Regions from separate parts of the Homo sapiens genome. Here region 1 is linked to region 2. A link is a contact called in ENCODE Hi-C or POLR2A ChIA-PET data. All regions are on one chromosome and are shown on one strand. The core of a region is the stretch at or near the end of the contact, and the rest is flanking DNA. Distances in the headings are between cores, read along the strand shown.

The links. Hi-C counts contacts between places; a loop is a spot of excess contacts on that map. ChIA-PET counts read pairs that join two places held with the same protein, here RNA polymerase II (POLR2A). Pooled maps may share reads with other maps.
Region 1: a loop to region 2 is called in a map of naive thymus-derived CD4-positive, alpha-beta T cell, with 20 times the contacts of the local background. The contact joins two enhancer-like sites. A Hi-C loop is called at or near these places in 6 of 168 maps with a recorded cell type or tissue (CD4-positive, alpha-beta memory T cell, CD8-positive, alpha-beta T cell, Caco-2 and 3 more), 15 of 37 single-sample maps with no recorded cell type and 16 of 50 pooled maps. POLR2A ChIA-PET finds 5 or more read pairs at or near these places in 1 of 52 experiments (activated CD4-positive, alpha-beta T cell).

Annotation. Positions count from the first base shown.
Region 1 is chr1:183,914,835-183,920,058 of GRCh38, forward strand. RGL1 (ral guanine nucleotide dissociation stimulator like 1) reads left to right here. Exons shown (of 18, transcript NM_001297671.3): 16 at 1,613-1,867. Among named protein-coding and RNA genes, the nearest start is that of RGL1, 110 kb to the left of the region's middle. RefSeq lists an enhancer at 1,211-1,400 and a silencer at 3,952-4,141. Within about 2 kb of position 1,302, at least 17 of the 41 ENCODE cell types and tissues checked have a DNase peak (open chromatin) inside an H3K27ac peak, as active enhancers do.
Region 2 is chr1:183,738,105-183,743,593 of GRCh38, forward strand. It overlaps a transcript of RGL1 not described here. Among named protein-coding and RNA genes, the nearest start is that of RGL1, 64 kb to the right of the region's middle. Within about 2 kb of position 1,774, at least 2 of the 41 ENCODE cell types and tissues checked have a DNase peak (open chromatin) inside an H3K27ac peak, as active enhancers do.

The DNA.
Region 1 (5,224 bases), core at 52-2,551, 180 kb after region 2:
GTTTGGATAGAGGAACATGAAGGCGAAAAAATTGAATGAATAATTGGAAAATGCACCCCCTTAACTAATATATCTGCAAAGAAACTTATGCTATTAACTTATCTATCATCAGTTAGTCCTCAAATTGAGCCACTAAGTTGATTCATTTGGGAACATAAGGAAGAAAAAAACCCAAAAACCAAAACAAAAACTAAACCATATTATGATAGAGCCACAATCAGACCCCTACCCATGAGAATTGTCACATCAGCTGGCTGGCTGTAAACTAACTGTGCAATAGAACTGAATGTATAATTATGCCACAGGAGGAAATCTACAGGAAATAAGATAATAGACTCCATTTTAATCAGAAGCCTGATAACCAGAAAGCTCAACTTCTATACTGTTTCCATGGAAAGGCAGATAAATATGAAAGAAATGTTATTTATTTTATAAATGACTTCCAGAATATTTTATAGGATTAACATGGTATAATTTAGCTTAAGTCATTCCGGGAAATTCTTTATAATTTTCTACAATAATAATGGGTATTTTAAATGGTTCAATTTAATGATTTTTAAAAGTACCTCTTCCAATAACTTCTTTCTTTGGTTATTGGTATTGCATGGATGAGAAATGTGTAGTTAATCAGAAAAGCATATTAACTGTAGTACTCCATTTCTTAATTGTCCTTGATACACATCATGAAAATGTATACAGTTGGCTCTACTAGCAAATGTGGAAAGTGGTGAAGCTGCTTAAAGGCTGTATTTCCCTTGAGCAAGTCACTTTTATATTCTGAATCTTATTCTCCTCGTCTTTATAATGCTCTGCATTTTGTTCACAAGACAGTTGTGGAATTAAAATGGGATAAGATAATATGAAAGTTCATGATAAGCCTCACAGTACTAAACATACCGAGGTAGCAGCATACTATGTTGATTCATCTTATTGTCATCAGCCACAGGCTGAGCCTTGGCCATGTGCTTGCTCTGGGAACTCGACAGTGGGAATCAGGGAGCTTGGGTTCCTGTTCTAGGGGTGCTGTCAACTAGCTGTGTGGACCTGGAGCCCCAGTTTTCTCCCTGGGTCTCAGGTTCCTCAGCAGAACAGGTATGGGACTAGTTGATGTCCAAGGCCTTTCTAGCACTAATATTCAATGCAGAGCCGTATAATCTGGGGTACTTCTCTTAGAAACTTCTAAAAATACAGAACTTTCTCTCTCACTACGAAATCTGACTGCAGTAGGACTGAATCAACTGCGTTGGCAAGGCTTTCCTCCAGCCCCGTAAGCTTCTGACTTCTTTGGGAACCCATATTGCCTCCAGTTTCTGGTGTCTGCTGCCACCTGCTGGTTAACTTCTATAAGAACAGCTAAAACCTAGGGAAATAGAACTGCTTTGCCTCACGTGCTTATAGAGTGATTAGGTCACACTGAGTCACCGATAGGCATCTACCACTGATGGGGACTCAGAGTACTTACACCAGGGATGAGACACATGTGTGCTGTGGGCTGTTGTGGAGGAAATAACTGCAGTCTATCAGTCTTGATATCTACCTCTGCTTTGAAAATTGCAAAGCTGTTGGCCAGCGTTCTAATCTGTTTTCTTCTGGGGTGTGTTTACTCTTCCAGCTCTCTGAGTCCTCCTCATCCTGTTCTTCTATCCATTCCATGGACACAAATTCCTCAGGGATGTCTTCCTTAATCAACCCCCTCTCCTCCCCTCCGTCCTGCAACAACAACCCCAAAATCCACAAGCGCTCTGTCTCGGTGACGTCCATTACCTCGACTGTGCTGCCTCCTGTTTACAACCAACAGAATGAAGACACCTGCATAATCCGCATCAGTGTGGAAGACAATAACGGCAACATGTACAAGAGCATCATGGTGAGGAGCAAGCCCTGACCCAGGAGCGGGTTTCCATTTAGATTGTGTGTCTGTGTCTGTCGGCCGCTCAGACTAATAGCCCTAAATATGCACACTCAATATTAGCATATACATATATGCATTCACACAGAAGGGATGTGTGTCAGTTCCAGGTCTCCCTGGGCATAGATGCTGAATGATATATGTATATAAAATATATATACATATATATGCACACACATGGTGTATATAGGATATAATTTTCACATCTTAAAGAAATGCTAAAACTTATTCGTTTAGGTCAGTATTAGCCATTTGAAAATTCTCAATTTGGGTGACAGTGTAAATGTGCTCCAGGGAGGATGACACAACCTCACACATTTTTGGAAGCCTTCCTATGGAATTATATGTCTGGTTTTATCATTGAATTTCCACACATTCTTAGCAGTGTACTCCCCTGATGGCAGATTTTTGTCATTTAGTCATTTGGATCAAACCTAGTTAATAAAGTGGATGATCAAGCTAGAAATACAGTTTGGGTTAATGAGGAACGATGCCTATAAAATGAGACTGACCTTTTTGAGCTTCTTGTAAAATCTGTGTGTTTCTGAGGACAATTGCAAAGATATTTTTAATAATGGCAGTCTTTTGGGAATACACACAGAGCCTCTCATGGCGATAACCTTGGGTATGTGAGGTCTGGTAGGTTTATCACAAGAATATAAACTCCTTAGTTTATGGGAGATAATCATGTATTGGAAATCACTTTATCCTTTGCAGCAAAATCCCACAGCTAATTCCACATCTCTCCTCATCTTTATCACTCGCCTCTTTGAAGGCACACTCAGTGCTTACAAGCTCAGGTCTGAATATGGCATAAGTGGTATGGAGGCTCCACATAAAAGCTTTGCTAAAGCATTTATTGAGTCAACAAAATATCAAACATTTATTGCGTTCTAGTCATTAGATCAGGCTTTGGGGATAGGGAGATGAGTGAGACATTTCTGCCTTTGAGGAACTTTTAATTAGAAAGGGAGCCCACAAAGCATTATTCACAATGTGCAAAATAATAGAGCCAAGATCAGGTGGTAAAGGGCCTTGTGGCCCACACAGAGGAGTGTGTTAATCCCGCAGGCAATAGGGTCTTGTTGAAGGCTTTTAAGTAGTGATGGGATTTGCTCATTAAGAAAGTCATGGCACTGTGTTTGCTGGAGTGTCGGGGTAGACTGGAGGCGGGGAAGCAAGTTAGGAAGCTGCTATCATGTTCCATGTAGGAGAGGATAAGGGCTTGAATGACGGTCATGTGGCTGGAGATGGTGAGGATTTTTGAAAGCTTTTGATGAGGTAGAATTGTAGAATCCATTCATTTAGTTACCAACTTTTTGGTTACTGTTGTGGAGGACTAGAGGCTGTCTGGGTAGTTGGTGGGTCTGTGAGATATGAACTACCAGAGGAGGATATTCAGGGACATTTAAATCAGAGGTACCAGTATGACATCAGATGGCATTGTCTGATAGATGGTCAGAAACATGGGCTGGTGCAAGGCTGGTGCTGAGATCAAATACTGGGAGTTGTCAAACCCCACAGGGGGGACGTGGTCTCGCGAGACTGAGTGTAGGATGAGGCAGAATGCAAGTGGTAATGAGGGAGGGGCTAATAAAGGAGCACCCGAGAGGTAGAGGAAACACAGGGAAGCCAAGGTCCTCCATGTGGTTACTGCCTGCTCAGCATGGTCTGTTCACCTGGCACCTCTTACCTGCACCAATCAGAGAGAATGTCCACTGCATAACTCTACAGTGTCTCTGAATTATAGCATGGATTTGTACACCAAACAGTTATGTTTTGGGACATGCCTGGTCAGCGTGCACTCTGCTCAGTCTGGGGGGAACTGTGAGTGGTTGGACTGCACAAACCTCTACTGCCCAGGAGGAGTCACAGGTTGTGCATGCTGTCTGAGTGTTGGGAGGGTAGTGAGCAGAAGATCCCCTGCCCCCTGCTCTGAGATTCCTCCTTCCCCAGCAAATGGGCTGCCTCTGTGAGAATCACCTCTCCTGCCAACCCCTTCCTGTGGCCCTTTATATTGCACCAGGTGGTGGCACTCACCTTTCATGAAAATCCTGCCAGCGCATGTCACAGGCTTATTCTGGAGAGACGACACACTGCTCTCGTGCTCTCATTCTAATCGTTAGGCCTCTCAGGAGAAACCTTGCTCACAGGACGTACCTTTCTGAAATGTATTATGCTGTGTGCTGTTGACCAGAAGATGGAAATAAATCAGTCCAGGTTCAGGCGAGACTAGCAGTTCTCAAACTTTTTGTTCTCAGGACCCCTTTATACTCTGAAACAGCATTGAATATTCCAAAGAGCTCCAGACTATGTGGGTTGTATCTGTTGATATTTACCACATTAGATATTTAAACTGAGAAACTTTCAAAATGTTGATTAATTCATTTAAAATAACAATAATGAACACATTGCATGTTAATGTAAATTTTATTTTTTAATGAAAAATATCTATTTTTTTCCAAAAATTATTGAGTGAGAAGTGTGGCATTGTTTTCCATTTCTGAAAGTCTGTTAAAATGTGAGTGAGACTGGCTTTGTTTTGTTTTGTTTTTGTTTTTACTGTGAGTACAGGGTACTGAAGAATACAGTGACAGCTAGTAGATTTGTAGTTAGAAACCACTGGACCGATTTGTGCTGTTGTGCCAGCAATTCCATCCACCATAGCTTCTGCAATACCTATGCAAATGTCAACACAAAGAAAAGACAAACAGCATCTTAGTATTATCATGAAAATAATTTTGATCTCATGGATCCCCTCACAGATTTCAGGGACCCCACGGGCCATAGATTGCACACTGAGAACTGGTGGCCTAGAGAACTTGCTTTGCAAGAGCAACTAATGTCCCTGGAATCCAAGGCCCTTCCATAGAAGAAGAGACAGCAATTAGCCCTTGTAAAATTACCTCCTCAGTGACCATGGAAAAATGTCTTCTACCACTGAACCCATCACTCTTTCGAAATGATCTTTCTCTCCATTGTGTCAATCACAGAGTCAGTCTCCCAAGATCCCTTACACAGGGAATGCAGTATTTCTGTCACAGGAAAGTCAATGAGGGCGACACCAAAGCATCGTTCAGTACCGCGCATTCAGTACAGCAGCCACTGGCCACGGGTGGCGATGGAGCATTTGAAATGGGAATACTCCAAATTGAGATGAGCTGAGGGTAAAATATATACCAGATTTTGAACACTTAGTACAAAAAAGTAAAATACTGCATTAACAATTTTTGTATTGATTATATATGCTGATGTAATATTTGGGGTGTTCAAGTTAAATATCACCTTTCAAAAACTTTTTTTTTTTTTGAGGCA
Region 2 (5,489 bases), core at 524-3,023:
AAGCCTTGACTATGTGTTTTAAGAAAGAAGGCAGGCTGAGTGCGGTGGCTCATGCCTGTAATTTCAGCACTTTGGGAGGCCGAGGCAGGCAGATCACCTGAGGTCAGGAGTTCCAGACCAGCCTGGCCAACATGGCGAAACCCCGTCTCTACTAAAAAATACAAAAATTAGCTGGAGGTGGTGGCAGATGCCTGTAATCCCAGCTACTCGGGAGGCTGAGGCATGAGAATCGCTTGAACCCTGGAGGCAGAGGTTGCAGTAAGCTGAGATCACGCCACTGCATTCCAGCCTGGGCGACAGAGCAAGACTCCGTCTAAAAAAAAAAAGAAAGAAAAAGAAAGAAGTCAGCAGTTCAACTATAAGATGCACAGTATATCAGAGGTAGTGGAAAGTCTACATATGCCTCCTATTTTAATTTTAACAAAAAAATGACTCTGTCACATAGACTTCTAGCTCTTTTTAGCGGAATAGGTAGGAAACCTATAATGCATGAATTGTTTAAAGAAAGTATCGAGGCTGGGTGAGATGGCTCATGCCTGTAATCCCAGCACTGTGGGAGGCTGAGGCAGGTGGATAATTTGAGGCCAAGAGTTCAAGACCAGCCTGGCCAACATGGTAAAATCTCGTCTCTGTTAAAAATACAAAAATTAGCTGGGCGTGGTGGCAGGCATCTGTAATCCCAGTTACTCGGGAAGCTGAGGCAGGAGAATTGCATGAACCCGGGAGGCAGAGGTTGCAGTGAGCCAAGACTGCACCACTGCACTCCAGCCTGGGTGATAGCACGAGACCCTGTCTCAAAAGAAAAAAAGAAAAGAATAAAGAGAGTATGGAATAAAATGCTAGATTTGAAGAGGAAAAGGACAGGTTGGTAGCAGGACTGGCTATATAATTTGTGGGGCTCAGTGCAAAATGAAAATAGAAGTCCCCTTGTTCAAAAATTAAGAAGTTTAAGGTAGCAACAGCAAAGCATTAAACCAAGCATGAGGCTCTTCTGAGCATGGGGCCCTGTGTGACTTCATAGGTCACACACTCATAAAGCTCACCCTGGTCAGAAGTTGAGATGTCAGTAAAAAGGAAAAGGAATGATCCATTCCCTGTGATGTTTTCCTACCTCTATGCCATCCTTACCTATGTACTCATCAGGTGTGACCATCTCTCAAGGGGGCACCATTGTGCCAGTGAGCTGAGGCACAGACACTGGCTCTAGTCTATGGAGGAAGGAGCATGAGAAGGAGGTTGCATTCTACCAGCGGCGGGAGAGTAGGATGGAGCTGAAGGCTTTCTGAACTGATCTAGGAGAGAGAGCATGAACTTGGGAACTCTGCAACTTTCTAGCAGTGTAGTAAAGTTATTTAACCTCTCTGAATCTTATTTTTTCATTGCCGTAAAATGGTGATATCTACCTCTCAGGGTTACTGTGTGGATTACAGATAATGTGGAAAATGCCTAGCACTGTGGCTGGTATGCAGTGGAAGCTCAAGATATATTGTACATATGGTCATTTTTGTAAGTGCGGAGATACACTGAGGATGAGTGAAAAAGACTTCAAGTCTCAGATAGGGTGGAGGATCTCAGAATGCTTGAAGAGCCTTGTAAGAACTGGCTGCCTCTCTTGAGTCCCTCCTTAGTTCCTGAGTGCTTTGGAATCGTTTAAAACTCACAATTGCATCTTCTTCCCAAATAGGGTGAGGAGCAATCTGTGGGAAGTCAGTGCACAGTAGAGTTCAGTCTTCCAACGCTGAAAATTTGCCAACTTTCACCCACACTGTGGAGATGAGAAAGCAGCTGTGGGCAGACAGTAGAGTAAGCTGTGGGGTCTCTGGAACATGTTACGCTTACGGATGTTCCATTGTTCCCATGAGATTTTGTACTTTGTCTGTTTTATCCAGGTTTGTTTCCATAATATACGAAGGAGACAGCCAAAACCATTTTATGTAGTTTTCCTACTTTGTTTTGATTTATTTGTTATTATTTACAGTATTATCTCCAATAACAACAATGGAATTTCCTTTCCTACTAATCTGGCCTGTTTCCATTTTGCCTGTTTATTTTAATTTCCTTTTTTTGGACTGAAATCTCTACATGACTCTGATTTGTTTATTTCCTTGCGTGTATGTGTCAGCATCATTTATTAGTGTGTCCACTCAGAGGAACTTTGTTCATTAATTATGTAGGTTTTGTTTCCTGGTTCCTAATGGGAGGGTATTAAGTGCTCTATGTTTCTAAGTACTTCACGATGGTTTTGGTTATCAGTTTCTTCATCACTGCTCTCTGCAAGTAGATGGGCTTACTCTCCATGGCTTACAGATGGAGCATGGGAAGCCCCAGAGCAGAGAAGTAACTCCTCTGCAGATGATGATTTTCTTAAATCCGCTGACCCGTCACGCCTGCCACTCGTATAGATTTCAATTTCCACTTACTTTTATTTGGGTAGTGGGTTAAGTGAGCATAACACCTGTGTTTTGCAGACGTGATTCCTTGAAGACATTTCCATGAAAACCAGCCTGTTGTTAACGAATGAGCAATATCGTCTTGCATTATAAGCTGCTTGGGGGGTGTGTGATGAATGTTAGACTTATCCCTTTTTTGTGAAGAACTTACAGCCCACTAAGTCAATAAAAAAGTTAAAAGGAAGAGGTAACCTGACTTTTACATCTGTTACTTGAATATATAAGATCTGCTGCCTCCTTTTCAATGGATTGTCATGATTTACTAAATGATTGAATTAATGATTCATAAAACATTTATTTAGTACTTACTCTGTGTGTGATACTATCTCTAGTCTCAAGATGCTTATAAGACTAGAAGGCGAAAATAGAATTGAAAGCAAATAAATATAATAAAATGTTACAGGTGACATGATAGAAGTTTGTCTAGAGTACATAGAATAACAAAGGAGGGAGGCCTGTATTCTCTTGGGATGGGGATTGGAGAGAAGGTGTCACAAACAAAGGCTATAGGCACCAGATGTATCTGGGGTCCATAGATACTTTCAAATGGCTGAAACAGTGGCTGAGGAGGCAGCAGTGCATGCATGAGGTGGGAGAAGGGAGGTGGAGAAAGCCAGACACAAAGATCCTTGGATGCTGTGTGAAGGAATTTGGGTTTTATTCTTTAGGAAAAGTTTTAGGTAGATGGAACATCAGTAACAGTTTTGCTTTTTAGAAAAATTACACCAAGAATAGACTCAAGGAGACTTGAATGGAGGCAAGGAGACTCTTCTGATAATATGGGGCTGAGCCAGGCAAGATATGATGAGATTCTGAGCAAGCCAGTGGTGGATGGAAAGATGTCAAAGAAGTAGACCTTGTAAAATTGGTATCAATTTTTAAATAATATCTTACAGTAACTGTTAGCGAAACCAAGGCCCAAGAAAGTGCATAGCCAGTGAATATCAAAGGGATCTTCCTCTGCCTTCATTGCAGTTTAGAAACACAATTATTGTGGCATTTCAGACACTACGTTGTAATACATCATATTGTTAATACTTGTTTACAATCTTTCTGTCCTGAGGCTCTAAGCTTCTTAAGGTTAACAGCCAAACTACTGAATTATTTGTGTATGCCTAGCATGGAGCCTCATATACACAAGTGCATAATAGATGTTTGAAGAGTAAAACTCTTGACATCATAGCCAGTGCTTCTTCCACATGGAGCACTTGGCATGAAAATATGAAAACATCACTCAGGTTTGCCTGACAGCCACCCATTTCCATCACTCCCCCTGAGAGCACCAAAGCCAAGTGATGAGCAGGTATAACAGGCAGATGATGGCTTGCACTTTGCTTTAAAATTTGTATCAGTTTGCCATTATCAGAATGCATTCTTACCTCCCAAAGCCTGCATTAAAATACCAATAATGAATATTTAGAATATAAAAGTGGCCATAAAAGTTGATGCCTATTATGATACTGTCTTTAATGGTCTCACTAGTCAGAAGTCAAGCATGATAATTTGCTTCGATGTCTCTTTTAATGTTACCCATTGTTTTAACCTGGATCACACTTTATTCTTCCACACAGATCCGTAATGCCTCCTGCCTGCCTCTTTCAAGATGGAGGTGAAACCTGTGGGAGAACCTACTCAAGAGGTGTCTAAATTCAAACTTTCCACCAAGGTAGAAAGCACGGGACACTGGCTGGTGGAAGATCATGTTCGAATATGGGAAGTTTTAAAGACAGAGGAGGTAAGATGACTCTAAATGACACAGTTGGTGAAATGTTGGATTTGTTTATACCTGAGACCATAATTCTTCGTGTAGCCAGCACCACAGGCCAGCTTGGCAAATCTTTATTCAGGGGCTGTAGGCACAGCCATGACTGGAGAACAAGTAAGTCAGGAGCATGTCCTTTGCACATTAATGACTACACAGTGATTCAGGCCAAGGAGGCTGCACTGAAAGCCAGCGCTTAAAAAATGATGATCTAAGGCTCATATGCATATAATCTGCACTTTAGCCTCAGGTATCAGCAGTGTAGCTGTGGGTATCCCGCTAGCTACATTCTTTCTCAAGGCTGCCCTTCTGTGACTTCCCTCTCTCAAGCCTATTGTTGTTGAAGTTTCATTTGACTTATATAAAATGCTGATATTTGTGTGCATATTTGTGGGGGGTGTGTGTGTGAGAGAGAGAAAGAGAGAGAGGGGACGGGGAGAGAGAGAGAGAGAGATGCTATTATTCTTTCAATGGAAATTATAAATTAAAGCTTTTATTTTTATTATGCGTTTGAGGTAAAATACATATTGGCAAGATATTGAAAACCATTTCCATATAGGCATGAAGAGGTATAAAAGGAAGATTGGAAAAGAGAATGGAGTTATTAACCAGATCATGGAAAGGCCTAATTTCCCTGAGCTTGGGTTGTGACCATCTTTTCAGCTCAGCAAATAAAATTAAAGCTAGAGGTTTTTATGTTTTTGTTTTTTTTGGAGACAGGATCTTGCTCTTCTGTCCAGGCTAGAGTGCAGTGGCACAGTCATAGCTTACTGCTGCCTGGAACTCCTGGGCTCAAGTGATCCTCCTGTCTCAGGCTCCCAAGTAACTAGGACTACAGGTCACACAACACCACACCTGGATAATTTTTAAATTTTTTGTAAAGATGAGACTCTCGCTATGTTGCCCAGGCTGGTCTTGAAGTCCTAGCCTCAAGCAATCCTCCTGCCTCTGCCTTCCAAAGCACTGGGATTACAGGTGTGAGTGACTGTGCCCAGCCCCAAAAGCTAGAGGTTTTAATACATGGGAAAGAGCATCTCAGAGAGAGGTAGCAAAGCAACAACTAAGATAGCATAGAAACGTAATAGGGAAAACAGAGAACACTTTGTCAATGGTATTTTGGCTACCAGAAAGACCAGCAGCTGTTTTCTGAGAGGCTTACCTGGGTGATATTCATTATCTTGGGTAGTTGTCTAGGGTCTGGTCCTTAGCTTACATGCTTGGAAATTTTATTTTCTCATGTATCCAACAGAACTTTCTGGGGCAAACTCACATGAATT